2 separate regions of the Homo sapiens genome follow, and region 2 is linked to region 1. The links are chromatin contacts, found by Hi-C in ENCODE. All regions are on one chromosome and are shown on one strand. The core of a region is the stretch at or near the end of the contact, and the rest is flanking DNA. Distances in the headings are between cores, read along the strand shown.

The links. Hi-C counts contacts between places; a loop is a spot of excess contacts on that map. Pooled maps may share reads with other maps.
Region 2: a loop to region 1 is called in a pooled map, with 5 times the contacts of the local background. The contact joins two enhancer-like sites. A Hi-C loop is called at or near these places in 2 of 37 single-sample maps with no recorded cell type and 6 of 50 pooled maps.

The regions. Positions count from the first base shown.
Region 1 is chr9:89,812,689-89,816,270 of GRCh38, forward strand. No RefSeq gene overlaps it. Among named protein-coding and RNA genes, the nearest start is that of LINC03062, 170 kb to the left of the region's middle. RefSeq lists enhancers at 3,264-3,373, 3,424-3,523. Within about 2 kb of position 1,882, at least 3 of the 41 ENCODE cell types and tissues checked have a DNase peak (open chromatin) inside an H3K27ac peak, as active enhancers do.
Region 2 is chr9:89,998,550-90,001,777 of GRCh38, forward strand. No RefSeq gene overlaps it. Among named protein-coding and RNA genes, the nearest start is that of MIR4290, 23 kb to the right of the region's middle. RefSeq lists enhancers at 926-1,095, 1,136-1,205, 1,216-1,265, 1,316-1,405. Within about 2 kb of position 1,307, at least 31 of the 41 ENCODE cell types and tissues checked have a DNase peak (open chromatin) inside an H3K27ac peak, as active enhancers do.

The DNA.
Region 1 (3,582 bases), core at 632-3,131:
GCAGGTGGCCAGGTGGCTGGTGGAGCTGACCTCTGACCTCCAAGGTGTGGCTGAGCCCCACGAGCCAACACTGCCTTGAACCACAGCTACATCAGGTGGAAACACAGCTCAGAGCAGTACCTGGTCACACAAGCTCCAGGGCAGTCTTGAGGGAATGGTCTGGAAAGTTTGAATGCACGTGGCTGTGCCGGGGTAAGGTGACCATGGCGGTATGGCTGCAGCTCCTGGGAACTGCCTGGGGCCAGGAGCTTTGACAGGTGAAGCTGCTCCCTTAGCAGAGTGTATACCACCTGTAGATCCTGCTGCCACTCAGACGCCCAGTGAACCCCCCAGCCCTGCCCAGGGCATTGCATCTGGGGGCATCCCGTGACCTCTCACATACCTTGTATGATGGTTAATTTCGTGTTTCAACTTGGCTGGGCCACAGGGTACCCAGATATTTAGCCAAACATTATTCTGGGCATGTGCGTAGGGTGTTTCTGGATGACACTGGCATTTGAATTGGTGGACTTAGTAAAGCAGGGGGCCTCCCCAAGGACGAGACCTCATCCAGCTCACAGAGATCCTAAAGAGAGCAAAATGGCTGAGTAAGAGGGAATATCCACCTGACTGCATGATCTGAGACGTGGATCTTCCCCTGTCTTCGGACTCAAACTGAACATCAATTTCTTGAGTCTCAAGCTTGCCAGACTTCAGTCTGGAAGTTTGAAGGGATTTCCACCTTGAAAACAGCAGATCTGGGGAAGTGTCAGCCTTCCTACTCATGTGACCCAGCTCTTCTTTCCCTGTGTTTACACACCCACTGGTTCTGTTTCTCTGGTGGACCCTAAAGAATACACTCAGTATTCTCCGCCATTGAGAGGCATGGCCCTCACGCCTCCTTCCTGCTTGGACTTGAGATCAAAAGGCAGAACTACCACCTGCGTTAATGCATCAGGATGTGATGGTGCACAAGGGCTGGTCCTCTCCTTGAACTGCCACAGCACCTGATAGCAGGCACCAGCTTTACAGGGGAGGCTGCCGCAGACTTAGTGAACAGCGTGGTACCATGTGGCAGGAACCACTGTGGGTTTAAGGGCTTGCATACATTTCACATCTCAGCAAAGATGTCCACATTCTCTGATGACACCTAAGATTAGCTTGAAGTTCTTGGAAGAAGCCTCAAATATTATCACCTAATGAAGTTTAGATGTATTTTAGATGGAGAGTTGAGAGTCCTTTTACCCCTTACCTGATTTGAGTCCTGGATGATCTCAGCAACATTGTTTCCTGGGGGCCTGAAAAAAAAAAAGGGAAAGATTGAGGTGGACTAAATTTTTATATTTAAGAGGCGCTCATGCATAGTGTGAGTGTGAAACAAAAAAGCCTGTCTAAATAAGCAAATAAAACAGTGGAAATCCATTTTTTAAACCTGAATGCTGGGGCCTGGGCGTAGTGGACATAGCAGCATTAACATTTGGAAAGAATGCTTGAAAACCCTTTCAAAAGAAGCCACGTAAGAGGTGTGTGCATGCACACACACACAGCCTGTTGATGCAATTTATGTGTCCACATTTAATTTCTAAAAAACCTTCCAAATTTGCAAGCACACAATGCTGTAAGTCCTAGAGCTTCTAGGGAGCTCCCCTTGCAAATCCGATGCTGAGGATCAGGCTTTTTTTTTTTTTTTTTTTTTTTTTTTTTCAGAGTGCTTTTAGAACACCGTGTAGGACAGGATGTAGAAATGGGAAACTCACTGGTGTTCTGGCGATACCACAGCCAGACTAAACTGAGCAGAGAATCACCTGCTTGCAATGTAGAATTTCAGAGGGAAGGCAGAGAACAGGCTGGTCTCAGCCTGATGGGGTGATGGGGAATGGAGTACTGTGCACTCCAGTCCCCGCCTGCAGCCTGGTGCCAGCCAGCTAGGGGCAGAAGACAGCCCTGCACTCAGCTCATCCTCTCTGCTCCCAGCTGGGCTCTTAGTTCACACTGGCTGATCAAGAGCTAATATGTCTCCTTTCCCTGAAATATAATGAGGGAAATGTGACTTTGGCTTTGATTCTTCCCTTCCATCTACTTCCTCTAACCAACAACAAAGCTCCCATTTCACTAATGGTTCCTGATGTGATCCGAGCCCCACTAAATAGTTTATGAGAAATGGCTATTTTTATGTGAGCAGAAAAGAGCAGTTCCTGGAAAGCTGGGGCAGCCCTTCATGTCTGGGCTGATGAGATCATCAGTCTCAGGAAGCCGCTGCTCTGCCGGGGCCATTATTCACTATGAGTGCTCCTGTGTCCACGGAAGCCATCCATCCGGCCACCAGGAGACATGGCCTGGGAGCACTGCGTTGGAGAGAGGCTGACTTACCTAAAGTCCGCTTTCCCTGCTTTCCTTGTTGTGACATTTAAGAACAACGTCCTGAACGTGAGAGAATGGAGAAAGGAGACTTTAATGGGGGGTTACAACTGGTTCTAACTGGGGTCCCTGGATCAGGAATATCAGCATTGTTAGAAATGCACATTCTCAGGCCCCATGGGCAGCACCGTGTGGCTGCTAAGGGCAGGGTCTCTAAGCTGTACTGCCTCTGGGCTTGCAGCCTGGCCCTGTCCCTCATTAGCCAGAGGATCCTACTGTGCCTGTCTCCCTGCTGGCAGAACGGGCATCAAATCTCATCCCTCTGTCCAGTGTTGCTGCAAGGATTACACAGGCATCTATGTAAAGCCACTGCAGCAGGTACTGTGTATTAAGTGCTCAATAAAATGGTCAGCTGTCTTGTGATGTCAGAATGCCAACAGGGTAAGTGGCAGGGCCTGTTTCTTCTCAGGGAGGTCACAGTCTTGGGCACCTTCGTGTCCATGGAGATCCCAGGCCTGTGTGAGCTGCAGGTTCTGCCCTCAGAGAGGTGGCTCTAGAAAACAAGCCAAGCTGAGCTCGTAAATCTCCTCCCTAGAGGGGCACCTGCCACATTAGGAGGCGCTCTATTTATGCGTTCATATGAGAGTGCTAAAAGCTGCTCTCACTCCTCATCCATCCCAGTGGTACAGGCCGAACAGTGCCCTCTCAGAAAGGATCTGCTGAAGTCCTAACCTCCAGCACCTCAGGATGTGACCCTATTTGGACATAGGGTCTTAGCAGAGGTAACTGAGTTAAAACAAGACTGTTAGAGTGGGCTGTAAGCCAATCTGGCTGGACTGCCTGTAAGAAGGGGAGATTTGGTCATAGACAGGTACAGAGGGGCATTGGGAGGAGATGGCCGTCTCCAAGCTAGGAAGCCACTCCCCACCACACACCAGATCTGCTGGTACCCACCCTGGCCCCCCGGCCTCCTGCACTGTGAGAAGTGACTGCCTGCCGTCGAAGCCACCCAGTCCCTGGTGATGAGTCTGGCAGCCGAGCTGAGCGACACAGCTGGAAATTCCCCGGCCTTTCTTTCCTCTCACTTCTCTGTTCTGTTGCCAGTGACATCTGCTCTGATGATCTATGGCCATGTGACAAACCACCCCAAACTTTAGTGGCTTAAAACAATATTAATCAGTTATTTTGCCCAGGAATCTGCAGCTTGGGCAGGACTCAGCCTGAACAGCTCTCCCTGCTAGCCCC
Region 2 (3,228 bases), core at 57-2,556, 190 kb after region 1:
CACCCATGGGGCTGCAGAGGGAGTGGTGGAGATACACATGGAGGCCTCCTGGCTCTGGGAGTAGCTTCACACTCATACTCGGGGAATTGTTCTAATGGCTCAGGCTTGAGGCACCACATGCAGTTTTTTTTTTTAAAGTATGGTATTAATTTATACTTGTCTGTTGTTTATCCAATAAATGGCGTTCCAAATAGCAGGGCACTAGCCTGAACGGGAGAGGAGTGTGGATTCTGTTCTAAGCATGTTACAGCATCTGCTTTCATACTCATGCATATGCACACATGCATATATGTATATCCATGTCTACCTCAGGCGTGGGCACTTGCTGACTTATCAGGCATAGCCAAAGATAAAAGGCAACACTATGCTCCATGGAGGATGAATCTCACTTGGGTAATAAAATGACAAAGAAAACTAGAGAACTAATGGCCATAAGACTCAGCCCAGCTGTGCCCCAGGAGGGAGGAGAGATTTGGGAGTGGGGTTCTGTAGGGGGGTGGGAAGGCTCTAGAGTGGGTGCTGGGGGTTACAAGCATTTTTGCCTTATAGGACTTCATTAAACTTCATGTTTGCTTTATGCAGCTTCCTGTACTTGTGGGACATTTACTGTTAAATATATACTTTCATATATATGTGCAGATATACCTCAATATATATGTATATATATGTCTGTATGTGTGTGTTGTATGTACACACACATACACAGAGACATTACAGACATGTACTCACTCTCTTTCACCTGAGTTGGCAGAAAGTTTTGTTGCTGGGCCCTGCTGAGATAACCGGTTTGCCCAGTGGCTTGCTGGCCTTGCCAGGCTGTGCTGAGCTGTTCTGCGATGGCTGGCAGGCGCTGCCTGGGCTAGAACTGGTAGTAGAGCTCCAGGTTTTAAATGGACCTAGGGGGATCAGCCCAGGGTTCCATGCAGGTTTAGCAGGTAGGGTGTAGCAGGCCACAGCTCTGAGAAGGCTCTGACCTGGCAAATGCTCACGGACTTGAGGCCTGCCCTGCCTGACAGCGGCTCTGATTTCCTGACCTGTGCACAGGAGCTGGCTGAGGGGCAGCCCCTGCAGGCTTAGAGTTTTCTGGTGAAAAGTGTTGTGGCAAAAGGAGCTTGAGCTGGTCCCCCAGTACCTCTGGGCCATGTGGGGCCTTCCCCCTCCCGAGGAGAGGGGCATGACTGAGATGTGCCCTCTGCCCCAGGGAGGCACACACCAGGGCAGGGCTAGGAGACACTCAGCCTCAGTAGCCACTTTCCAGTCAAGGGCCTGGGGTCACAGAAACCTCAGGGCTCCTTCCTGTAAGTCGGGGTGGTTCTCAGCAGCAAGCTTTCACTTTCCATGCCTGGCTGGGACAGCTGGGTATTGAGACTGAAGAGACAGCCCACCTCTCCTTCTGCCCAGAAAGTGAAAATGCCTGAGAAGGCGCTGGGAGTGACTGGGGACAGCCAGATGAAGGTCCAGTTCTGGTGTCGGGTCCCTGAGGAGGGAGCTCTGTGGACTGGCTCCGTAGCACATGCTCCTGGGGCTTGCCTGGCACCGGTGCAGGGATCAAGGTCGGAGTCCACTGGCTGCTGGGAAGGCTGGCATTGGAGTTACACTAAGGCGCTGAGCAGCGTTAGGCACTCAAAATCTATTTTAAGCCTTGTGTAAACATGCATGAGGCGAAGTCTCCCTCTCCCTGCTGCTCCTGCAGAAAGAGCTGTCCTTTGCATTGCCAACTTCTCAGGGTTCTTGTGGAGGTTAAGCAAGTGCTGTTTTGATTTTTTTCTGGAGGTGAAGTGAATTATAGCCTTGTTGTTTTAATAAGTCACAATATTTACAAGTTCATTTCTTTGAACTGTGTGTGGGGGGTTATTTTGTCTGCAATTTTGAAGGTAAATAATTTTCTGCTGTTTCACTGTCGTTTCAGCCAGATATTTTTGTTTGGTTTGGTTTTCAAAAGGAGGAGAAGGGAACTAGCTTTTATGGAAGGTCTTTGCTCTGTCCTTACCAACGCGGGAGTTGTGCTTCCATTACCTTCTTTAATCATTTTCATAAGGATTTTTGTACAAATGATGAGGAATGACGGGTGGTTTTAAATTTGTTTTTCAGAAAGAAGTAATGCATGACTCTGATTTGCGGCTGCAGGATAAATCCGAACTATTTCAGGGAGATGTCATGGAGAGCTCATCTCTCAGCATCAAAGTTGCCTCTCCTGACTTTTGAATTTTAAGTGTTCTGTGTGGAAGAAAAATGGAGACAACAAATTTCTATGCATGGATTCAAAGAATCCTCGTAATATACAGACTACATTCTCCCCAGCTTTTTATCTCTATATATTCTTTTTGTTGAGTTTCAACCACATAGGGTTGAAATTCACCTTCCCACATTACATTTTTCATCAATAGTTGAAGACCTATGTATGTAAATATCAGGAACTATCAGAACTCCCTGCAACAGGAAACCTGACCCCCAACTCCCCCGAAATGCATCATGATAAACAGTCACTTGCCAAAATAACAAATCAGCTTCCTGGAACATGCTTGCTCAAAACCAGGAGAGGAGCTTAGAGACGTCAGCTTGACTTCTGCCTCGTACGCAGGAAGGGTGACCTTCAAAGATCAAACATCGTCCCAAATCTCCCTTCATCTTGTAGTACTCCTGCTTGTCGTAGCTCCTGTTACCATCAGGTACTGGGCCAACCATCCGTCATGTCAGAAGAGAGTTGGGGACAATCCCTGGATTATTTCACCTTTGCCCTGCTGGTATAGACAATGTGTGTTATGGCTGGGTGACTTGCTGACTTTTACTCTGAGCAACAGCTTTGTCAGAGTAAACTAAAACAGAGACTTCAGAGCATAATAAAATATGACATTTTTTCTGTATAGAACTAAAGACACGGGGGAGAGAGAACAACTTAATTAAAAAGACAGTGCCCTTTCAGTGTCTTTTTTTTTTTTTTTTTTTTTTTTTTTTTGAGATGGAGTCTTGCTCCGTCGCCAGGCTGGAGTGCAGTGGCGTGATCTGGGCTCACTGCAACCTCCACCTCCCGAGTTCAAGTGATTCTCCTGCCTCAGCCTCCCAAGTAGCTGGGACTACAGGCACGTGCCACCACACCCAGCTAATTTTTTTTGTATTTTTAGTAGAGACAGGGTTTTACCGTGTTGGCCAGGATGGTCTCGATCTCTTGACTTTGTGATCTGCCCTTCTCTGCCTCCCAAAGTGCTGGGATTACAGGCGTGAGAGTTT